2 separate regions of the Mus musculus genome follow, and region 1 is linked to region 2. Evidence: chromatin loops called from intact Hi-C (ENCODE). Cell type or tissue: heart. All regions are shown on one strand. Each heading gives the region's core, and the rest is flanking DNA. Links, peaks and the distances in the headings are about the cores only.

Region 1 (12,808 bases), core at 1,802-9,801, 120 kb after region 2:
AGACGTTCATTGTGGTGTCCAGATTTTAGGTCCAGTTAATTTGGGTCTATGATGTTTTCATTTGCAAGTTTTTTATAATAAAGTTCATAAGAGAAAATTTGAAAAGAAGTGAAAACAGGGAATCCGAAGAGTGGGGATCCTTATGATGGCCTGAAGTGCATATGGGAACTGGGGTGGAGGGCTGGGCCAGTGGGAGAGAGAGCTTGCCTAGCTTGCATGAGACTCTGAATTCCATTCTCTATATAGAAATAAAACGTGTATAACCACACCTGCTTTCTAATACGGAGGTCAAGGAGACAGCTGCCAGAGGTGCTTCAGAGCTAAAGAATAATGGTAGTAATGACTTATCCAGTTGATCGCCACTGTAACATTAGGTCAGTGTACTTTCACCTGGACACAGAGACTCGGTCCACACTGCCCAGCGGGACTGACTGCATGCAGTGTTTCAGAAGGAAGACCCTACCCATGAAAGGCATCATGTGGGCTCCTGGCTTTAATCCCAGCCCACCACTAGCCAACTGAATCACTTCTCTGGGTCTCCACTTCTCCCTTGCAACATGTAAATGATGGTAACTGACTTCTGATAGTACCCGATGGTGAATAGACATCATCCTTAGGATCTGGATTGGTTGACCTGTGCTTCTGGCATATGGCTCACAGACCCTCACAAGGTCAGGAGATATCTGAAACTCTGGGCAGATTCTCTGAGCCATGCATTCTTTGCTGACTGTGTCCCCACAGTAAATTTCTTAGAGCCCATGTGTCTCAGTATGGGGGCACAGCAGTTTCAAGGACACTGTTAAGGCCTTTGCCTTCATCACTTACCCAAAGGTCCCTCCCCCACCCCCTGCCAAGCACTTTCACATTGGCATCTAGGATTTCAACATAGGCAGCATGAAAGGAAAGACCTTGCTCTGGGATACTGCATAGAGTTCTAGGCCTCCTGGTCACATGGTGCTCTGTAAATGTCCTGAGTACTTTTTGGCTAGCCAGGATTCTACATACATATGGCCATTTTGACTTATTGTCACGGAAGCTTCAGGAGGCAGCAATTTCAGTGAAACCCAATAGGGCTTTCCCAAGGCAGAGAACGAGGTGCCATCAGTGAGAAAGTGGTGCTCATCATACATTGAACGTGACAAGGAACAGATTCTTAAACTACTCTGTCTTTAGGAACTTGGGTGTTCACAAGCCACCCAGCCTATGGCCTTTTGCTATATATAACACCCAAGACAATATTTGTCCCCCTGCAATCTCATTTATGATATGATAGTCACTTTAGTGCAGACCTAGCCAAATGATTTAAACTCAGAAATTAGTAGAATCTGCACTTTAGAGGTTGACCAGTAGTCTCAGTGTGCGCCAAATAAGTCCTTGCTCTACAATGGATTTACACTTGTCTACTCTCTAAGAAACTCTGTGTTCTGAGCAATTCAGCCATGAGCAAGGGGTTCAAAATGCCTCTCCACTTGTGAACAAAAACCAGAAAACACCAGGTAAAGGAAAATGCAGGGGTACCAGATGAGTAGGACAGCTGCAGGCTAGACCGTTTAGAGGAGACCGATGTGGCAAACTCTCATACTCAAGCCCTCTTTTTCACCTCCCTTCTTTACAGACATTAGGTCCTCTTGGTATAGATGCCAAATGCATTTCAAGACATGCCGTTTTCAATGGGGGAGGGCTGTTCAACTCAAACTTAACATGAGGAGCTTGCTAAACACATACTCTACCAATGAGCTACACCCCCAGCCCTATGACATACTTCTTTGATTCTTTTAACCCCCAGGCAAGGGTGGTTATATTGCTGTTCCAGTGCCCACTTCAGAGTGTAGAAACAGAGACACAGAGGGGTTAATTGCTCCAGGGACAGAGTTTCTAAGTCTGGAGATGACGTCTACTTTGCATACCCACTGTGCTGATGTCAGGGCTCACTGAGCTAAATTGTCCCCTCCTAAGCTCCAACCCATCTTCCCAGGGCTCTGATGATCTCCCAGGACTCCTCCTAGCCTCCAGGAATCTTTTCTTACACCAGCTATTAGCAGGGTCCTTAACTAGAGCCTAAGCATATCCTGGGATAGTTAGGAAGTGCATTTGAGAGGAAATTCTGTTCCTGTGGCCAGGTTGCTGATTCCTTTACTTGTGGCTCTTCATGTAGAGAGTGATGCTGTCAAAGGCGTCCAAAATAAATATGAATGGGAAACACCTTTTAATCAGAGCCTCAGCCATCCTGGCTCATGAAATAGTTTTATTGGCATTTACAAAATAACATTCGGTTGCTACCTAAAGGGCACCATTGTCTTTAACAATAACACCTCTTTATAGGCAATAAATGTTCTTAAAAACATAACCAAAAGGAAGAAATACCTTAACTGCATGTAAACTAATGTAAATCTGCCACTGCCTCCACAGCTAGATAGGGTGGAAAAGAGGTAAAAAGGCATTTTACAGAGTCCACAGGGAATTCTGAGAGTAAATCCAGACGCAAATTGATTTGTGTTCATTTTTCACGGCGGCAGTGCTTATTGCTCTGACAGCAGTTTCCTAGAGTGTGAGTGGAGGGCCCCCTCAGGACTGGCCCAAGTCTTAATACTCCCCATCCAGAGCAGAGACACCCACCTGAGCCTCTCTTCTATGCTAGGGAGCAGTCAGTGTCCTCTTTGCCTCAGAGTGTGGGCATGACAGGGTCGATCTTTGGCCAATGTCCCATGGCATCCAGAGTGGATGTATCACCTGTGCAGCCCCTCCCCTGCCAAGGCCCACAGAGCCAAGCTCTTCTGGGTGCTCATTAGTGTTGGGGATTGTTTAAAACATGTTCTCAGGCTACCCACAACAGGTATGGGAGACACATCTATCAGCTCGGAACACACACACTCAGAGAATCCCTTGCAGGCATGCCAGCAGAATGGAAGGCTAACTGGACCGTTCAGTCTGGGCCAATGCTCTAGGATCTATAGCTCCTTTTCTGACCACCACAAAAGGCTGGTTCTTTGAAGCACATTCTTTTCCTCTATTGCCCCTTACTTCCTTGGCACAAAATACCAGCAAAGCTGAGGTAGCATTTGTGGTTGGTGTCTACCTAACCAACAGCCATGCAGCAACCAGGGTAGAGGAATGCTCCTGGTGGTAGCTCCCTGTCCTCCTCCATTAGGGAACAGTCATGTGACTAACCTCTGGACAAGGATAGAGAAAGGAAAGAGTTTTTATCCCAACAACCAAAAAGGGGTCAGGGTAGGGGAGAAAGTTATGGCAGTCATCTTATAAGTACAAAGCTACGGCCAAGAGGAGAACAGATATGGTGACCGTAGGTTCTGTTGAAGATGGCTGAGCATGTGGCTGTTCCTTAGGCATGGACACCACTCGCCTCCAGTCTGCTCTGAGACGCACCTCTGCTCTTGGTGTTTCAGGTCCCATTGGTCCTATTTTCTTTAACTTGGAGCTGAATTACCAAAACCAGTGCCCCTTACTTTGCCAATTTTTAATGGCAGCTAAATTCATTTACAGACACGTACGTTTATTGTGGATCCATTAGTGTAGGGCATTGTAAGTGATACCATTCATTTGCCCCAGTGTAAATCCAGATGGGAAGCACTGGTAAACTAAGCTAAGTAGGAGACAAACACAAGTTCTAAGACTAGGTACTGTGAGTATGATGGTTAATCTTGACGGTCAGTAGATGAACTAAGAGAGACACATTTTGGCATACCTACCTAGGAGGATTTTTTTTTCATCTGTTTATTTGAAGTGGATGGCTTACCCCGAATGTGGGTAGCACCAGATAAAGAAGGTCTGAGGAAAACCTTTGCTTTTTGCTCCACTGTCTTCATGTCTTATTGGTAAGCTCATCTACCCTGCTGCCACCACCACTATCCACTTTGCTGACAGAACTCAGTTTCTTCTACCTTCCAATGCACAGTGAAGACCAATGGCTTTCCACGACTCCCCTGGGCATTTGGCAGCAGGTGGGGACTGCTGGGGCATCCAGCCTCATGGGCTGGGCAGCTTACTGGAGAGATAAGCCTTTCCAGTGTGAGGGCAGCTGCTGTTGGATTACCCAGACTAAGTCACGTAAGCTATTTAATTAACCTTCTCTTGCTATACCTTCATTCTGTCGGTTCTGTTCATCTAGACCAGTGGTTCTCAACCTTCCTAATGCTGAGACCCTTTAGTATAGTCATGGTGACTCCCAACCACGAAATTATTCAGTTGTGGATTCATAACTGTAATTTTGCTTCTCCTATGAATCATAATGTAAATATCTGATACTCAGAATATCTGATATGCCATCCCAAAGGAGTCATAACCCTCCGGTTAAGATCTCTGTTCCAGAGAGCCCCGGCTAATAAATAATACGGCCAAGTGGAAACAGACGGGGTGATTGGAAGGTTCTAGCTTTGAGGAGGGCATTGACAGGAAGAGAGCTTTGGGAAGGCTTCATGGAGGAGGTAGCATTTGAATAGGTCTGGAGAGGAGGTGGTGAGGGAGGCCTCTGGACAGGAAAACCCTCAGCTACCAGACTGAGCAGATTGGCGAGCAGCAGGCTTCAATCTTAAGTCAGGAGACCAGGCCAAGAAGTGGAGAAAAAGAATTCCACCTCCTTAGAATGAGAGAGCGCGGAGCCCTCCTGGTCCACCTCTGCCTTCCCCCCAAACCACCACCTGCTGCGGAGGGAGAAGCCCTGTGCTATTTTTAGAGGACAGAGTGATGAGGACAGAGCTTGGAGTTTCTAATAATAATAACAATAGCCGGTACTTATCGAACGCTTACCACATCCCAGCAATGAATCTGCTAATTTCATCGAATCCTCACAACTCTGTGAGGTGAGGGACTATTCTTAGCTTCCTTTAACAGATGGAGCCGGGGAGATACACCGAGGTCTGGAAGCTTGTCCCAGATTACAGCTTCTGGAAGGGTCACACTTGACTATGTCCAGACTCCCACTGAAATGCCAGGAGGCTAGGAATGGTGTTCTCCTTGCGGAGTTCTCCATCAGTAGACGATGGGTGGGCACACACCAGGTACTAGAGGGGGCTTGACCTTCTGACTCTGGCTTAGTACCAAACTGTGCTCTGTGCATCTTCTGGAAGCACACGTTGATCAGCATTACTGTGTATAGCTTCCGGAGCCTCTGGGCACTGCCCTGTCCCCGCTGCTGGGTGTGGCCACGTGACCGCATTCTGGCCAATGACTTTAAATGGATGTGTTATGTGGCAACCCCTGGGAAAGGTTCTTGCAAGACAGCTGCTGACCATCTGTCCTTTCTTGTGTAGTCCTGCTGAGGTCCTGCTGTGGCAATTGGAAAGAGGCTGAGGAAGCAGACAGCTCATTCCAAGAAGTTACCTGCAGGCATCCCAGAGCAGGGCTGCCCATTCCGGCCCTTCACACTGGGGAGAAATCCATCTTTCTGCTGCTTGGACTTGGGCATCTGGACCTCTGTTCTACACAGCTGTACTGCTTCCTAATAGCTATATACAGAAGGAAGCCATCAGGCAGGCAAGGCCATCTGGAGACTCACAGTGCATAGGAGAGGACTGGATGAAAATGGCTGTTTTTTTCCCAGCATACCCCAAGGCAGCGGCTTTTAGACAGTTGTTCAGGTTTACCACTGTCAACTCCTGCCCTGCCTATCAGGGTATTCTCTGCCATTTGGTTGTCCGTGCCCAAACACAGGAAGCATGTGTAACCTGGTACAGAGCTAACACAACACATGGGAATTTCAGATGTGTTTATCATGATGACAGAGCTAGCTAACCTGGTTCCCCTACCTCACCTATCATCAATAAAAAAACAACTAGAAGGACCACAGGAGAGACCTCCCTTTAGTGTACCTTAAAGGTGATAAGAAAAACACTGTCACAAAGAATGACCACTTCCTCTGTGCCAGGAAAGGCAGTAGGTGTGTTACACACATAATTTTCTGACTTTAGCACAAGTCAGAAAGGTTACCTACAAAAACCTACAAGGTTAGGCTTTTATCACCAACTATTCATAGATGAATAAATAGGCTGATGGGTGGTGACCTGCCCAAAGTCACACAGTAATGGACCAAGACCAATTTCATACCTAGGACTCTCAGAGCCTAAATCCCATGTCTTTGACCCTAGCCCCACAGCACATGGGTGAATAACTACACATTCTTACTTGGCTAGTGGTTCTCTCCAGCTTGAGGTATAGAGGAAACAAAAAACTGAGGCTTCTTGGGATAAACTGAATATGGGGAGAACCCTGTCCCAGGGGAGGTCTATAATGTCACCTGCTTAGCTTCTCTGACATATCTGTGGCTAACAAGGGCTGGATGCAGCCACATCCTTGCTGACATACCCTATAATTCCTATAAAGGAATTTTTTTTTTTTTTTACAAACCAGCAACTTTGTCATAAATGGTCTTTGAGCAATAATTGTTCTCATTCAATAAAAGCTATAAAATATATTTCTAATTTCATTTCAGGGCCAAATGAAAGTCAAGAGGAAAGTCTCTTTCATGTACCAAACTCAGAAAGGCTGCAGCTTGCTCAGTATAGCCAGCGGTCCAAGCGGTTTCAACAGTTGTCCCCTCAGCCCTGCACAAGCCTTCCCTGCCTTCAACTGTCTCCCTAACCCATGCTCACCCGCCTCCTACCATGTCCAGCCCCCTCTCCTGTCGCATCAAGGATAGACAACAGCTCCCAGCTAGGGAGTCTGCTCCTCTCACAGAATTACAGTGGGCAGAGAAGTGTGGAAGAAAGCCTTTGTCCTCTGAACAAGACAAGGTGAGAAAGGCATTGGCCCCACTTTGTTTCTGTGACCAGTTTCTCTATACTTAGCATGTTTGCACGTCCTAGAATGGAGAGAACAGAGCTAGCAAAGATTTGTGAACAGTGAGAACACTTTGCCAAGCACTTTCAGATTAGAGAGAAGATTCTAGATTCCTCCCCCACCCCCGCCTTCAAGTGTCAGTTTAAGAGCTGACAAATTATCTATTGAGGATCAGGCAGAAAATATTTAAGGCTTTGAGGTTTATATGGTCTTTGGTGCGACAAGTTAACACTTTCTGCCATTGTTAGTAAAGAGCCAGCCAGACATAATACAGAAATGAATACACGGAGTAGTGTTCCAATAAAGCTTTATTCATAAAAACAGTCCAGGGGTCTCATTTGTCCCCAGGCTGTTGACTGATGATTCCTGCTATATATATCACCAAATGGAAAATGACAACGGCAAAAAGACAAACCTTTGCAATACCACTCTCCCATTCAAATAGTCACGGGGGCCTGCCTCTGTTTACCTTCCGAGAGCAGATGAAATGGAACGTGTTCAGAGTGCTATGGCTGTAGTCAAAGCAACTGATTTGTAAAAGGTATAAATAATGAAAGAATAATTAATTTGAACCACAGAGATGAAAATTAAATACTTTTGTACTGAGATAACTAAATTATTTCTCTAATTCCAAGACGATAGGCGTGAAGAGAAAGACCACGAAGAGGAACGGCACTGAAAGCGCTCATTTAAAGTTAATTTTTCATTTTCCACAGCTTGCCATCGACCAGGGAATGACTTACCTAACACGATTATGAAAAATGGTTTCACTCTTTGATCAGGAAGCTAACTATGAAGCTAGTAATGGTTTCAGTATTATCTCAAGTCATAATGGAAATGATTTGCACTATGGTAGAAAGAAAAAAAAAAGAGCTTAAGAATTGTTAATTAACTTCACTGTTTCTCCACAAATGCTAGGAGTATTAAAAACAAGATTGCTGAAGTGCAAACATCAGGACTTAATGAACAATGGGATGTAATTGAAGTAACAGAGAACGGCTTAATCGGGACAGTGGGTTGTTTAATTACGGGGATAATGGATCTTCTGCAAGGACAAGCTAAATGGAACCAAAGGGGTTTGAGAGAGGTAAGGAGAACACACAGAAATTCCTGCTAGGGCTAGCCAGTGTTGTGTTAGAGATAGAATGTTGCCCTAAACATGCCTGTCCCCAAACGGCAGCCACCGGGGAGCAGGGTGACTTGGTAGCGACCGGCATAAACCTTCCATGAATCACAACAGACGCATTAGCATTTCTGCAGGCATGTCCCTGGGCTTTGTCAAGAATTTCTAATAATCTTAAAGACTTTCGTACAGATATGAGAACGAGTGTAATAATGTGTTTGTCGGAACTCTGTTTCCCAGGGTGCCAAGATGCTATCTCTCCGATGCAGCAGATTGGCAAGCTCATTTCCTGGGTTTAAGAGTTCAAAAAACCATTTCTCGCTTAACTTTGATTACAAGTCAAACTTCTCCTGCTAATTCAGCACGCCTGTTACGAGTTATTGGTTTTTCTCATCTCCTCTTGAAACTGAGGCAAATGTCCCTTCTCCCATGTGGTATACTTTCCTGGAACTGAAATCCTCCAAGATGCAGGCCCTCTGCTCTGCAAACATGTTCCTGACATACAGGAGGGTGGGCCAGGGCCAGGCACTCCCCAGAAACACTATTTAGCAAGCTCTCAGTTTTGCTGTGGAGAAAACAGAGGATCAATAGGTTTTGCTCCCGCTTTTGACTGTCAACTCTGAACTCTTGAATGGTGTATGCATGGGTGTCACACATGTGAGGGTATGGTGTGTATGAAGGTCAGAGGTTAGTGGTCAGTCTTCTCTTCTGTTTTTCTTTCAATCAGGATCTCATGTAATCTAGACTAGCCTGGAACTTGCCACGCAGCTGTAGGTGACTCTGAACTTAAATTACATTTATGTATTAATTTAAGTGTGCATGAGGAGAGCAGAGGCTGATTTTCAGGGACAGGCCCTGTCCTTCTACCATGTGGCTCCCAAGGACTGAACTCAGGTTGGCAGCAAGCACCTTTACCAGCCTAGCTATCCTGCCAGCATGAAGTCTTTCTGGATCAAGTGTCCACCTTATTTTTGGAAATAGTGTCCTTTACTGAACCCGGGGCTAGAGGAAAGTTTCCATCCCTAGCACCGGGATTACAGGTGTGCCACCATGACTAATTTCAACATGGGTACTGGAGATTTGAACTCAGGTCATCGTGCCTGTATAGCAAGCATTTTCCCTTTAGGGCCATCTCCTCACACATTAAAGGAAGTCTAGGGTGTCGTATGAAGATTGACACAATCTCCCCTTAAGCATCAGAGAGTGAATAGAGATTGGCACCATTCGACTTGCCAGATGCCGGTCTGGGGCACCTGGTACTGGAGCCAGGGTGGTTATGAAGGGCTTTGTGAAGGCAACTCAGGCATTATCCTCTCAAGATGGGCTGAAGGACATCTGACTTTCCAGAGCGATTTGGTAGTATAAGGGTTTTAAATACAAGAAACTGGCAGTGCATCTCTATGTTCTAGAAAACACCCTACACCTCAGAGAGAAAACATTCTAACCTAGGAGGTGTGAAACCTAACTCAGAGTTTGTTGTGTGAGGCGCTGTTTCTGAGCATGCATCCCAACGGGCTTTTTCTCCAATGGGGCCCGCCATGGCACCACATTCTTCTATTTCAAGTTGCTCCTGTGACTCTTGTAGAGCTTTCTAATGTCCCTTGTTAGAACAGGGACACACACACACTCTCCAGTATGTTCACAACACCTTAGTCTTCAATGACATAAACCACCTCAGGCAAATGTAGCAAGGCTTTGCAAACCACCAGGAGTGTAGCCTGGGAGGGTGGGGGGAAGGGAAGTGGAGAAAAGGGAGGGGGGAGGAAGGGAAGAAGGGGGAAACTTAGAAACAGGGTGGTTCAGGTTGGGAGAACTTATATGAAAGGAAATGAAAATGCTTAAATTTTTCATATTGACCCTCGGTAACATTTTTTTTTTTTTTGGTCACACAAGCTTAGACTGACTGGATCATGTGCCTTCTCTCTAGCTTCTAGTTTAATCAGCCACCATGAAAGAGAGGTTGGAGCAGGTCCAACAAAAGACAGTTTAAAAAAAAAATCATTCTTAAAGGCAAAGGCCTTAGGAGCTAGGGCCCACCTCTCTGCCAGCCTCCACTCTATCCACCGCAGATGAATCAGAGGAGAACAGTGCAGAGATTTAATTTTCCATTGCATTTCCCCCAGAGGCTATAACAGGGGAAAAAATTCAAGAGTCGACACGAATTTCTTCAACATCAAGTAACATTTTGACGATGAGTTGAGTCCTAACAAATCAGAAACACATGGTCCTAATTGACTGTGAAATAAATAACGCTTCCAAATGAAAGGGAGAGAAAGTCCTCAGACAGAAAGCGCTGGAACGCCGTAACCTCAAAAGTTGTTTCGGGCAGCTGACTTCTCCCTCCCCTTCCCCCCAGCCCACCTCCTTTCTTCTCTTCCTGGTCTGATGCAATGTGTTTCATGAAAAGAAATCTTGCTGGATTCCCCAAACCTACGTTTACTTAGGAACCTTTATCCCTAAGACCCCTGTGAGGGCTGCCTTCTCTTGTTAGACCCAAACACTGGCCTCACCCGAAGCTGGGTGATTTGTATAGGGAAGGGACTGACTGACTTCACAGTTCTAGAAAGCCAGAGGCACGGTGCTGACACTGCTGGGGGCCACGTACTGCTTTGGGCTTGGTGGATGAGCAGCAGGAAAGACCATAAGGAGAGAAAGGAGACAGTAGAGAAGAAACTGAGGATCCCCACGTGACTATGTTCCTCTGTATGTGGGCATGCATGTCTGTGTGTATATGCGTGTGATGGTTTGTATATTTTCGGACCAGGGAGTGGCACTATCTGGAGGTGTGGCCTGGTTGGAATAGGTGTGTCACTGTGGGTGTGGGCTTAAGACTCTCATCCTAGTTGCCTGGAAGTCAGTCTTCCACTAGCAGCCTTTGGATGAAGACATAGAACTCTCAGCTCTGCCTACACCATGCCTGCCTGGATGCTGCCATGATCCTACCTTGATGATAATGGACTGAACCTCTGAACCTGTAAGCCAGCCCCAATTAAATGTTGTTGTTTTTTTTATAAGACTTGCCTTGGTCATGGTGTCTGTTCACAGCAGTAAAACCCTAACTAAGACAATGTGCATGCACAGATGCATGCGTGTGCCTGTGTGCTGGATACTCTTTTAATCTTTATCACATCCCCAAGAGATGGGCCGTCATGATTATCATCTTTATCGTCAGGGAGACTGAGAAGGCATAGCAAGTGAAGAGACTCGAGCAGTGTCACACAGCTAGCCAGTGGGAGAGGCAAGGTTCAAACCTGCCTGGCTCCAGAACCCAGGTTCCTAACCCCCATGCCAACAGTTCTCAAGTAGTGCCTGAGGAGAATATTAACCATGCACATCCTAAGGCTGGAGGGCTCAGTGGTTAAGGGCATGCATTGTTCTCGAAGAGGACCCAAATTCAGTTCCTAGCACTCTTGTTGGGTTACATACAACCATCTTTGGAGTAATATGATACCTCTGTTCTCAAATATATACTTACATTCGTGTGCATACACACACACACACATACAAGTAATTAAAAATAAATAAATCTGGGCTGGAGAAATGGCTCAGTGGTTAAGAGCACTGGCTTCTCTTGTAGAGGACCTAAGTTCAGTTCTCAGCACCCGCATGGCAACTCATACATACAGGCAGATACTTATATACATCAAATAAAAATAAATAAATGTTGTAAAGAGTAAATTGAAAGAAATGCAAACCCTAAGTCATACCCCAGACTTGCATCTAGGGTCACCTAACAATGGGTGTTTAACACTGTCCGGGCCACAGTGCCACCATGCTAAAGCCTGAGAACACTGCCCTACCCCACAGGTGCTGACAGTTATCCACAGGAACCATGCTCTGCTGAGCACACAGCCATGGGGATGCTACACACAGATGAAAGAAACTGGAAACAGCTGATCTCCTGGCTCCTCCTCACCCACAGCCATGACATAACCATAATACGGTCCATAGCACAGTGGTGCCTTCTTCAATTAGGGAGTGAATTCTTCTAGAATGATACCACAGGACTCACCACCCAGAGCAAAGCCACAGGAGCCTGAGCTCTCCAGTGAGCAATTCCTGAATCCCACTGGAATCTACTTCTTCCATGTCCACTAATAAGATGGTAAAGAAGTCTAGAGTCTTCATAGAGCTAAAAGTCAAACCAAAGCTACAGAGCCTTTCCTCAAGTTGACGATGATGGAAAAGCTTCGAAAGCTCCTGAGCCGTATGGAAGACATGTTCCATGTGGGGCTTCTGCCACAAAACTCCTGAAAGGCCCCGAAGTACTGTCTCCTTCTCTGGGGGTGATTGAGGGCGGCTGGCGCCAGAATGGGTTAAAAGGAAGCTCTCAGTATTTGAAACTCTCAGGCAGCCTAGCCCCGTCACCCTGCTGGAGCGATCTACAGCATTCCTCTAAAAATATCTATGAGATCACAGTACATTAAGTGCGTGACAGCAAACATTTGTAACCAATCCATGGAAATAATAAAGGAAGGCGTCGTGTTGCATGGGGAACACAGAGAAGTTTGTCTTGTGTTATCGGTCTAAAATAAGACGGCCTCAATTTGGGTTGAAATATCTCTTCACACATTGTCTTCCCCAAGCAGAGCCATTTGAGAAATTCTGATTGCAATTATAAGTGCCGAATAGGGAGCAGTTTGCATTTCCTTTGACGATGTTCAAAGCTATAAGCAATCCCGATATTAAAACCTTTGGAAATTGACGAGTATCCCAGGCATCGTCACGGCGCTTCCCTCCCCAACCCAAGGAATTAAAATCTATTATGCGAACACGTGTTAATATTTTATCAACTACTGCTTTCAATTATGTGGATGCCCCGGGGCCTCCCACAGTCAGGAGGACCCACCCTCCCCCCATCCCACCTACCCCCACCCTCTGGGTCTGGATGGA
Region 2 (12,808 bases), core at 3,331-11,330:
GTTTTTACATTGATGATATTCCACATTTTCTGTTAATGAACATGTTGAAGTATCCCTTTTAAAAATATGTATTATTAAATATATACACGATATAATATAAAGCATATTATGTTTTATATATTCAATATATAGTATATATTATTATAAAATTTCTTTTTATGTTCTGGATATTAAAAAATTAGAGATCATTTGCAAAGAGTTTCTTATATGTGTGGCATGGCTTCATATCTTTTCTGGTATATTTTGAAGTGCCAAAGTTTTCAGTGAAGTCCAGTGTGTTCATGTGTGTACTATTCTTTGTTATATATAAAGATTTGTTTTGGAGAAGTCTAATTCTAGGTTATCAAGATTTTCAGTGTGGGTTGTTTTTTAAATCTTTCATTTACATATAGGATCTAAATTTAAATAATTATGTATGTATAAGAGTAAGGTTCAAGCTTGTTTTAAAGTCGCTGTCATATTTCCTAGTATTTGTTGAGACTATTCTTTTTCTTTAAGTTGCCTTGACATCTTAAAGACATTGTAAAAATATCTGTTGAAGAAACAGCAATGTAAATATTTATTTTTTAAGCTTTCTGTTAATAATTATGTCTATACTTACTCTGATACCATACTCTCTAGAGCATTTCATGTTCTTCCATTACCACAAAAAAAATTAAGGTCCTGAGATTTGAAAGGATTTGTAGAAAAAAATCACTGATTTAATGAAACTGTATCTTTATCAACATATAAGATGTTTAATTAGATCTTTGATTTCTCTCAGCATTTTTCAAATTTTAGTGTAAAACCTTGCACTTTTGTTATGGTTTTCCTTCCTTCCTATCTGTCTGTCTGTCTGTCTATCTACCTATCTATCTATGTGTCTATTTATTTTGAGTTAGTGTCTTTATGTAGTCCTGGGTGTCCTAGAATGTGCCATAGATCAGTGGTTTTCAAGCTGTGTTCATAACCCCTTGGAGAGAGGGGGTGAAGGGTGAAGAGTGTTATATCCACACATTCACAGGCATCTCCTAAGACCATCAGAAGACACATATTTCCATTACAGTTCATAACAATAGCAAAATTAAAGTTAGGAAGTATCAATGAAAATAATTTTATGGTTGGGGTCACCACAATGTGAGGAAATTAAAGGGTTACAGCTTGAGGAAGGTTGAGAACCACTGTCATAATCAATGCTGACCTTGAACTCAAGGTATCTTGAATATTTGGGATTAAAGTCATGCTCCACCACACTCAACCCATTATATTTTTTCATGAAGAAATTTGTTATTGTTGATGTTCTTGTAAAAGGAATGTTTTTATATGATACTCATCGTTCGTGGCTAGTATAGAAAAATGTGGTCATCTCTTGCATATTGTTTTCATGTAGAGGGCCAAGTCTCTGAATGAAAAGGATTACAACATTCTCTCTAGTCTGTTCTTCATTCACTCATTCTTGCCTTAACTTATGGTATAGATTCTCTAATAAGATATTACATAGAAATGTTGAAAGTGCATTGTTCCTGTTGTTTAGGGAAAAGCACACACATTTTCACTGTATAGTGTGATAGTAACTAGTTTAGCCCCATACTTTTCCATAGATACTTAATCAAATTGAAGAATTTCCATTCTATACCTAGTTTAAGTTTTTTTATAATTAACATGTGTGAATGTGCACACTCATGTTACAGTGCAGATATGGAGGTTTAGAAGACACCTTTGTAGAACAATTTCTTTCCTTCCGCCTTTACGTGGCTTCCAGGGAGAAGGAACCTTTCACAGGTGTGGCAAACACTTTTATTTGGTGACTCCCTCCTCTTTTTCCTCTTCCTCCTCCTCCTCTTTTTAAAAGATTTATTCGTTTATTTTATGTATATGAGTATACTGTAGCTGTAGAGATGGTTGTGAGTCATCATGTGGTTGCTGGGAATTGAACTCAGGGCCTCTGCTCTCTCCGGCCCAAAGATTTATTTATTATTATATCTAAGTACACTGTAGCTGTCTTTAGACACTCCAGAAGAGGGCGTCAGATCTCATTATGCATGGTTTTGAGCCACCATGTGGTTGCTGGGACTTGAAGTCAGGACCTTTGGAAAAACAGTCAGTGTGCTCTTGACCACTGAGCCATCTCACCAGCCCTCGCTGACTTTTCTTGATGTTCTTATTTAAAGTTTTTAATGACAATGGGTGTGTGTGATTTTTCCCAGAGGTGTTTTTTTTTTTTTAAACCTTCATCCAGTGAAATGATCATCTGTTTTAAAGTTTTTATTGTTAGTGTCGTTTATTAACTGACTTTTGGATATTAAAACAAAGGCCAGCCTGGGCTACATGAGACCCATTCTCCAACAACAACAGTCTCTAAAATACATTAAAATTTTTTACCTTGTGACTGTGTGCATGCCTCAGATTTCAGCACCTGTGAAGCAGGGGCAGCCTGAGTCCAAGGCCAGCCTAGTTTCTGTGTGTTCCAGACCAGCTAAGGCTACACAGAGAAACCTTGTCTTAAAAAGAGAAAAAATTTTCTTTCACCTTGTGGGTTTTTTCCTTTGATGCCTATGTTAGAAGTGTGTTGATTACTAATAATTGAGGGTTTAAAAATAATTTAATTCCATGTTCTTTCTTTTTCTAAAAATCATTTTATGCCTGTAAGTATGTTTGTTTGTGTGGGGGTGTGGATCCCTGGAACTAAACTTGGAGACAGTTGTGAGCTGCCATGGTGCTAGGGATTGAATCAAGATTCTCTGGAAGAGCAACCAGTGCTCTTAACTGCTGAGCCATCTCTCCAGCCCCTCCCGTATTTCTGACTGTTGTGAGCTACTTACTTTGTAATACTCAGATGGCACACTTTTTATGATTGTGTGTGTTTATGTTGTATATGTGTAGGTCAGAGATTGATGACCAGTGTCTTCCTTAATAGCTCTCTGCCATCTTTTTTTTTCTTTTTCTTTTTTTTTTAGATAGAGTCTTTTACTGAACAGGGAATTCACTAATTTGGGTAGACTGGCTGTCCAGCAATCTCCAGAGATTCTTCTTTCTCCATTTCTGGATTACAGGTGTTCATTATTGTACCTAGTTTTTTATGTGGGTGCTGGGGATCCGAACTCTAGTCCTTAATGCTCACAGAAATGACTGGCACTTTCTGTTTTGTATCTTAAACTAGGTTTGTGGTCCAGCGTATGGTACATCCTGGAGAATGTTCCTGTGTATTCACTGAGAATGCATATTAAGTATGGTAGCACACCTGTAGTCCCAGCACTTAGGAAACTGAAGCAAGAGATCACCCTGAACTGTGTAAGGAGTTCTCAGCTAGCCTTATTCAGTAGTGAGAGTCTCTTGTAAAATTTATTTATATATTTTTTAGTGGAATAGTCTTTGGGTGGAATATTCTGTCAGTTATAATTATGGTAATTAGTAAGGTCAGCCAACTCCTATATTCTTAATTTTTTTTTTGTCTTACTTTGACATTCATTGCAGTCTTTTTCATTGTTTTACCCCTTTCTTGTATGTTGGGGTTCTGTTAGACAAATAAACATTCGTCATAGGTGTCATTATTAAATATGATTAGTATAGAATATAATTAGTAATATTTCTTGTATTATATTGTTTGTCTTCAGTAACTATTCTGACATTATAATTACGATTTGCATGCCTTAAATTTTTGTCCCATTTCTTTTAACCTGCTTATGTCTTTGAATCAAAGAAATATTTCATAAACAACACATAGTTGTAGAAAAACTGAACCAGTTTAGCATTCTCTATCCTTGGAATGGAGTTCACTAATGTTTAGCACAATTGTTAATAGTGTGGATTTATTCCATTTTCCCAAGTTTTGCATTTATCTTATTTTTTATTTTCCTTTCAATAAGTTTGAAATATTGTTTAGTGTACCTTTCAAACGGATTTTTTATTGTATTTTAATAATGGTTTTTCTAGAAATAACAATATGTATTTTATTATAGCAATCTGTTTCAGAATAATACTAAATTCTGTTAAATTATACAACTTCCCTCCAATATAGCTGTTTTTATACTATTGTCATACATATATATTATAGTTACGCATATTATAAGCCTAATAACCATACAGTGTTATAGTCATTTCTTTATGTAATTTAATGTCTTTAAATAAAATGGCACACTCTACTACTGTACCTAGGCCTATTTATTTTTATGGTTGGTTTCTTGCATCTGTGTAGCTTTGTATTCAAACAAGAACTAGCTTGATGTGTTCAAACTGACCCATGGATAGACCTGTGCATGTGCATGGCAAGGATGCATTTAAACACAGTCTATTTCAAGTCTGTCTTGGCTTTATGACCTGTGCCTGCTCTGGTCTTTGGTCTACATGTTTGTAGTTTTTGTTCTATCTAGGTTTGGGGACAGTTTATCAAATCCCTATGGTTCTCTTTAATTTCTAGGCCTTTGTAAAATTCCTAGTTGGTTCTTTCCTTGCCCTAAAGAGGCCCCTAATCTGAGACTTTGGGAATTATTGACCATCTCTGCTTGTCACAGAGATCTCCACTTTAATTGACAATGCATCCAAAAACAGATTTTCTTCAAATAATGCTGAAAGTGTTTTCACTGTTACAGTCTGAACTCCTTCACTGATCTATCTGTCAGTGTAAAGCAACCCAATGGGAGAATACCGTGGAGTCAGGTTATTCTTATTCATACCAGTTGTTTTCATGATTGAACAATCAGACCGTGTGGTAAGCCCTTGGTTGGGTTCCAGAACACTGAAATGACTGGGTTTTTGGGCTGTGCTTGTGTAAAGGATTTGTAGCTTTATTCCTGTATGTTGGAAGTAGGAAAGCTGGGTGGCTATGACTGAAATTCTTCTCTTCTCTGCAGGATAAAACTTATTTTGTACTAACTTTATATTACTCACAATTCTTTGAACAATGTTAGATACTTATTAGTCACTTCAAATATGTTTTGAGTTAGTTTCTTGATTTTTCTCAACTATCAATTGTTTTTTTGTGTTTCTTGCATTTGTTTCTTTTGTAATTTTTTAAAAATTAAAATATAGTCACATCATCTTCCTTCTTTTTTTCCTCTTCTTCCCTTCCAGTCCTGCCTGTGTAACCTCCCTCTCCTCACTCCATCTCAAAATCATGGTCCTTTTTCTTTGTTGCTTTTACATATGTTTCTTGGATTTTTAAATAAATGTAACATGTTATCCTATTTTTATCTGAATATGTTTTCACTGCATAATTATTTTGACATGTATGCACTTATTATTCCTGAGTGATATTCCATTATATAAATAATACAATTTGTTTGTCTATTCACCTCATGATGGATTTGTGTTGAACTCTCAAAGATGTTCTGAATAGTTGTGTAAATTTTTTTATAGGGATGCATTCTTTCATTTCTTAAGTGTGAATACCTATAAATGTATGGGCAGGATTATATAGTAAGAATAGGGTATATGTTCATGTATGCACATGCACATGTGTGTGTGTTCATTTGTGCATGTATGTGAATATGTGGTGAGACAAGAGATCAGCTTCTGGTGTTATCCCTTAAGGAGCCATTCCCCTTGTCTTTAGAGACAGTTTTTCTTGTTGGTCTAGTGTTCATATATGATTATATTTTGGTGTTATGGGTAAAACATCTCTATGTTCATTTTGAGACTGTATTTGTGTGAGTTCAAGTTATATATCAAAAAAAGGTAAAAGAATAAATAGTGATTATTAGAGAGAATCAGCAGATAGCAAAACATCAAATCGGTCACTCACAGTATCCCACAGAGATGGCTGGAGTAGTCTAACTGACAGGTCAAACAAAAGGTAACAGCGTTAAATTGGGGACCTATTCTCATATACTGGAAATTGACAGGGAAGCCTTATTAAGGCAGTCATTTGGAGGTCATGGTTGAGGTCATGGGCAGGGCAAACCTTTCCCTTTGCCAAGGCTTCCAAACACAAATAGCAAGTATCAGATATATAACACATCAAAGTGGGTACTTATAAACAAACATCCAGCAGAAATCAACTGGGGAAGTGGAGGAAATCCTGTTTTTGTTTGTTTGTTTGGTTTGGTTTTTTGTTTTTGTTCTCTCTATGGGTCAGCTTCCCATGGCTGAACTTTGAGCTTTCTGTTCCCCACTGCAATATCAAAACAAAACAAACAAACAAACAAACAAACAAAAATTGCTAAGTGTAACGTATTTTATTTGTTTGGCAGAGAGGCGGGCATCATTATGAAAAGAATGATTCAGATCAATAGATGAGGGCTGGCACGATGGCTTAGCAGGTACAAGTGTTGGACATCTATGCCTGGAACTCACATGAAAAGTTGGATATGGTGTGCATCTGTAATCCCAGCACTCAATCCTGTGGGAAATGAAGGGTGCAAATGAGAACTGCCCAGACACTTAGAGACTAGATAGATAGCCTAGAGTACACAGCGCAAAAGCAGAAACCTTGTCACAAAGTGGAAGGCAGGAACAAACTACTGTCTCTAGCACACACCCCCTATACTTAAGTATATAGTAAATACCTTCAAAAATCAGCAGATGAAGATGAGTCAGCAGTAGTGATACTTAGTTGCAAATAGTTGTTGAGGATAAGTTATGTATTACAAAAAGAGAGAACTGATTTTAAAAAGAAAACAGCTAGAAAATGTGAAACTAGTGAGTTGATTTGAGGAGCAAATTTCTTTTTTTAATCCATTCTAGGTTCATGACTGAGATCTTCCCTTCATACCAAAAGGGACCATAACAAATCAAGAACCTACAAATTTGCTCCCTCCCCACTTTATTGTTCTAGGGGATTGAGCCTAGAGCTTCATATGTGGTAGGCAAGAAGTGTATGTACCACTAAGCTGTATCCCCAATTTTATGTGATGTGGAACCTTGAGAAATGAAGAGCGAAATTAAACAGGGAAACCATGTGTTTATATAGTTATGCAGAAGTGTGGTTGAGGGACAAGGGACAATGTATATTCTAATGGCAGGAAACCAAGAGGGATTTAGCAAGCTTAGTTAGCCCAGGGTCTTCTTGATGCCTCTGTCCTCATTCTCCCATCTAGGTATAGGCAGGATCCCTGTTGAATGAAGGTCTTAAAACAATGGTTGGAATACCCAAGCTCATAGAGACATTTCTCTTTCAAACCACAATCCGGGACAGTATGTGGGAAAATTGGTGTGGGAGGGGTTTATAAACTTCTTGGCTTCTGCTGTTTCATAGTGTCAAAGTACAGTATTGCAAGTAGTGAGTTACTGAGTCCTGTCATTAAGCTTCCATTGTAGATGGACCATATGAATTGAGCTGGAGTTATGTACTAAAGGAGACATTTAGGACCTTCGGTGTGTACTTGTGACTCAAACAAGCAGTAAATGAGCGATGAGAGGGGCAGCTGAACTTTTCTTATGGGGCTGGGACTGATGACGAGGTCCTTGGCATGGTGAGGGAAGGTGAGGGAAAACACAAAAGAGAGTGAGATAGATGGGTCAGAGAAATGGGAGCCAATTGTGACATTCAGCTGCAGAGAGAAGGAAAAAATTTAAAAGATTGACAAAATATGTGCATGCCAAAATTAAATAAGTTTTTGCCTCCTAGTACTTAGCATTTTTATTTTTAGTTTTTGTTTTTAAGACAAGGTCTCATTATGCAGACCAAGCTGGCTTAGAACTTAGGTCTGCTTGCCCCTGCTTCTGGAGTATTGGGATTAAAGGTGTTATGCCACCATGCCCAGCCTATTAGTATATCTTAAAATAGTAAATACTGCATGAAAGGCCATGTAAATTACCCTCTTATTGGTTCAGTCAAGATTGAAATGCTTTCATATTTTAAAGACATGTTTTTAATTGGCAAGAAAAGAGTAATGATATTTTATTTTTATAATTTATAAGTCATATGTTACTGTTTTCATGTAAAGAAATTACTAGTGTTAGAAATTTTGGCCTGAATTATAAAAGTGATTTTTTTGCATCATTTAAATAATTTAATTCTGCTAATACTGTTGTCTAGTACAGTGTTTGCATTTATAGTGTTATAAAGTACTATGTTTACCTTGTATTAAGATTTCTTTAGCGTTTTTGCCTTTCGAGTTTTCAAATGAATTGTATATGGCCAAACCATCTCAGTCCTATGGTCTTGGTATTATTGCTTATTTTCTAAACCATCCTTCTATTTCTGTTGTAAAATTTGTATAATTTGAAAAGTTTTACCACAAGGTGTCATTGTAACCTATAAAAAGAATTTCCTTGTAAACACGTGTAACATCAGTTGTATAGTTTTTATATTTCTTTGTTTTAAAAATACTTTTGTTTCATATCTATTTACTAATTTTTAGATTTTAAGGTATGTATATGTGTGGGTTTTTGTTTTTTGTAGGAAAAGGAAAAGTAAAGTAGCTCATGGTCTTGGGTTGTTAAGAGTTTTGCACAAACATATGCTTTCCACCCACAAGTTTCTGTATCATCAGACTCCAGATCTGGGGAGTGTGTTGCTATAGAGATAGTTTGTTTGAAGGAAAGAATAAGGAGGAACCGCAGAACAGCAGCAGGTGGACATTTAAGGAACAAAATCCACATTTTCAAGTCTTTGTTCCTGACTAGAGCCAGCTTTAGAGTTTACCCTTCTTGCTAGGAAATTCTTTTGGAAGAAAGTGGATTCTGAGTATTTTACTGTGGTGGTATTTACAGTTAACCAAAATACTTTTGCAAAACTTATTATGCTTGATTTTTTTTTTTACTCAGTCATTTTTTTAGTATTTTGTGTGTGTGTGTGTGTGTGTGTGTGTGTGTGTGTGCATGTGGTATGCATGCATGTGCATATGTTTATGCACATCTATCTGGAGGTTAGAGACTGACATCAGGTGTCTTCTATCTTATATTTTGAAGTGGAGTCTCCAACTTGGAGCTCATTGATTGACTGGGCTGACTGGCCAGCAAACCCCAGGAATCCCCCTGTCTCTGCCTTGCCAGGTCTGAGATTACTGGCAAATGCTACCACTCCCAGCTTTTTATGTGAAGGCAGGCTGTCTGGACTCAGGTTCTCATGTTTCTGTGGCAAGCACTTTACTAACTATGCCATCTCTTATAGGCTTAAATTTTTTAATGACCTACTCTTAATGATGGGTCTTAAATGCTTTAACCTCCCTTCTAGCCCAGCACCCACCAGAGATAGTGGAAAAGAAAGGTTATTAGGATACTGGGGAAGTGGACCTGTTTAGAAATTGTTCTTTGGAGCAAATTCCTTCTGCTTTGTCAGGTAATCAGCAGATCAGTTTACAGGTCAGCAGTGGCATGACTCAGCAGAGACAGCCAGGCCCCAGCTGAATTGTCATGAGTCAGCAGGAGGGACCAGGACCACCAGGGATGGTGGCCAGGAGAAGTTCTTTACCACCCCTCTCTCAAGGAAGCAAAGATGTGAGACCAGGAAGTGTTGCGAAGCTAGCTGTGCAAGCAAGCCAAGCCCCAGTCACTGTCTGTTGAGTCTTATTTATACTCCCGCCAAACATCATGTGTCCTCCATGATTCTTAGCAAAATGCCTTGTGAGTCTGTGTCAGCTGACATTACTCTGCCAATTGGCCCAAGTCTGTGGAAGTGACAAGAAGCCGTAGGAACCTCGAGAGAAGTTTTTTGGTGTGTTTCTCTCTATGGAGTCCTGACAAGAGGAGCTCAGCAATGCATGTAAGGTGGACCAATGCATGTGTGTCCTCAGCGAAGACTCCTTTATCACATATCCTTTCATCTGGGTCTGCTTCAGCAAAACACTGTGATACAACCGACTTTCCAAAGAACCCTTAAGTTTCCACTCTAATCTCTTAACATTAAAATGAGATTCTATTATAGTTGAAGAAAAGGCTACCAATTTCTGTTAGCTCCTTTTCCTCTGTCTCCATATTCAAGACTATTTTCTGAACCACTTGTTGCTTTTATCACAGGTCAGGCCCTCATCATTTTTCTGTACATTTGTGTGCTTTCTCTTTTATTCCTTCTGGTTCCTTAATTTGGAAAGACTTCCACATGTGGAAATATCTTTATTACTTTTTTCTGGAGTACAAATCTAAACCTACCCTGGGTTCCCTCACTTATCTACAGCTTAAAAGCTTCTACGGACTCTCTAATAATCAACAATAAACTGTGATTCACTGCACATAATCCTTAAGGCTTTGCCCTACTGTCCAGGCACCGCCACACTGATGTTCGTCTCTTAAGTTCTGTGTTTTGTACCTTTTTTTGTTTTTGGTTTTTTTTTTTGCATCTCTACCTTGGTTTTAGTTTTGAATTATTTTGGGGAGGTGTCTCTGATAAGTGGTTCTTCCCTCTCTGCCCTCATACTACTTACAAATATGTTTATTATTCTAAGGCTTTCTGAATTAATGTTTTGAAAAGTCAACATATGCAAATGGCCAAGTTTTAACAGTACAAAGATGATTTGATGGTATATTTTTTTTTCATCTTGGTTAGTCTGCAGTTGCTGTTAATGTGTTGTGATGGTTTGAGTGAGAATTCCCCCCCCCCCCCCCCCGACCCTCATATGTTTAAATACATGGTCCCCAGTTGGTGGACTGTTTGGGGAAGGTTAGGAGGTATGGTCTTGTTGTAGAGATATGTCACTGGGGCTTGGACTCTGAGGTTTGAAAAGATATGTCACTGGAGCTGGGACTCTGAGGTTTGAAAAGCCCTCACTATTCCCATTTAGTTTTCTTTGCCTCCTACTTTTGGGTAAGGCTGTAAGCTCACAACTACTTTTTCAGTTTTGTGCCTGCCTGTCTGCTGCCATACTCACTGCCATGATTGTCATGGACTCACCCTCTGCAATTGTAAGCCCCAATAAACTCTTTCATGAGTTGCCTTCATCATGGGGCAATAAAGAAACCATGATATGTACATTTGTTAGCTTCCTGTCTTGATCTAAACAAACAAACAAACAAACAAACCAGAGATAATTAATTTTCAAAGAAAAAAGCTTTATTTTGGGTCATAGTTTGGAGTTTCTAGGCAACAGTTGGTTGGGCAGATCTATTTGGACCTTTGTCCAGTGGCAGTGATGGGTAGTGGGTGATATAGTAAATGTTGTGTCTAAGAAGCCAAGGAGAGAAGGACCTGGAAGTGTATAACCCTCCTTAGCAGCATGCCTCTGATGACCTAAGGACTTCCATAAGAATGTGAAGGAACAGTAGGCAGCCTTTGTGTTCCAGCCATGTGGCATGGGACTGAGCTAAGGACTTTGTACCTCTCAGTACTTCTGCCCTGGAAGGTCCTTTAACACAATTGCTTTTTGGGGACATTTGACATCTAAACTGTAGCTAACATGTTTGTTTCACTGACCACTATCATTTCTTTGAGGATTAGGTGTTCTTTTATTTTTATCTTACTCAACAAAATGTCTGGCATAAAATAGGCACTAAAAATTAATCTGTAGTCTGTGGCTGTGGGCCAGCTCTTCCTGGCTGAAGGTAGATGTATCCCTCAAACTCTTATTATACGTAGACTAGTCAGTACATGTGCTTAGTCATTAATTAAGTACTGCTTGATTACTGTGGTTTTTTTTAAAAAAGTAAACAGTTTCTTTGTTCTGGTTCACCTTTCTATTGAAGTTGACTTTTACCTCATTTATGGCTATACATTTTTAAAAATAGTTTTTGACAATTCTAAAAGATGTTTATGTCAATTTCCGTACAAATATAAATTTTTCATTTTAAAGTTTTCAAACTATGTTGTATAGCTGAGAAAAAATTACATTAGGATTTACTTAAAGAATGTATTTCAGGATACATTAGATCATTGAGTAACATTTTGTGTATTAGCCCTGTGGTGCGAACAGAACAGACTGTAATACACACATCAAAAGTGCTGCTGGCTCATAATTTCCCATGTTATACGTCACAGAGCCTATATACTGAAAAACTTTGAAATGAATTTGAAGTATGATTTTGTTAAGAGTCATCTTTGCATTTTGAATCACAATGATAGATTTATAATTTACTACAAATAAGCTTTTGAAGTTGGCTGGTTACAGTATCTTACCAGAAATTTACCAGTTAAGTCGTCATGCAGTAGAAAGTATGATTGTAAGAAAATAATAATGTAATTCAGTGTTTGGTGGTTGATTGCTAACCACTCAAATACATATCTTCTTCCTTTCCTCTTTCCCTGACTTCCCCTGTTTTTCTCTAAATCATAATTATTGAGCTTGGCATGTTGCCAGGGCTCTGAAGGGTCTGCTCCCAGCTGCACTTCAGGTTCTGGCAAAGTGTCAAAATGTGACATTTATTCTCTTTACAAATCATGGGATGGCTAGCCAACTGCCTGTAGAGTGCCTAGTGCAGAGTTGTCTTTGGGTTTGGAGTAAATTTCGAATTTCTGTTTGTAAGTGAAGCAAATGCCTGATGAGTGTTATCACTAGACTTTTTAATATTTTGAAAAACAACAAAAACAGCATTCACTTTGGGGGAATGAAATATTTAAAGTATTGTTTTGAAATGCTCAAAGGCATAGAGCATGTGCTTTTTAATGAAATGTATTTGGAAGCTTTCCATAAGCATCAGCAGCTGTGCTTTTTGAATGTCTTGAATTGCCACACTTTTGGGCAGACATTGTACTATTCATTGCTTTAAAAAGTTGAATGCCTGTGTAGGAGAAGATGTAATATGTAGGTCTGTAGATATGGGGTCAGTCAAAAGTGGTCATAAGGGTGCGTGTGTGCACTTATATCGTTGTTAGAGTTGTAAAGAAGGGACAAGGAAATGTTTGGTTAAAAGTTGGTGTTCGTAGAACTAATTGCCTTTCAGAGACATTCTGTAGACACTAAATTACTAAGATGCCTTATTTTTTTCTTGTTATGGCTTAAATTATATGCTTATTTTAAAA

Evidence for each region. A loop is a pair of places that touch in the nucleus more often than their neighbours do. Peaks named below come from ENCODE experiments on the same cell type or tissue, not always from the same donor. Only the 100,000 strongest peaks of a DNase experiment are listed, where the experiment ranks them.
Region 1: a loop joins it to region 2, with 2.0 times the contacts of the local background. A loop is called at or near these places in 3 of 42 quality-filtered maps.

Annotation. Positions count from the first base shown.
Region 1 is chr10:94,814,344-94,827,151 of GRCm38, forward strand. All of the region lies in intron 21 of Plxnc1 (plexin C1), which reads right to left. Among named protein-coding and RNA genes, the nearest start is that of Plxnc1, 120 kb to the right of the region's middle. In heart, for the core only: no CTCF peak of the experiment used is centred there; a DNase peak (open chromatin) is centred at 5,208; H3K4me3 peaks cover 765 bases.
Region 2 is chr10:94,697,636-94,710,443 of GRCm38, forward strand. All of the region lies in intron 1 of Cep83 (centrosomal protein 83), which reads left to right. Among named protein-coding and RNA genes, the nearest start is that of Cep83, 15 kb to the left of the region's middle. In heart, for the core only: a CTCF peak has its summit at 8,159 (motif pointing right); no DNase peak of the experiment used is centred there; H3K27ac peaks cover 477 bases.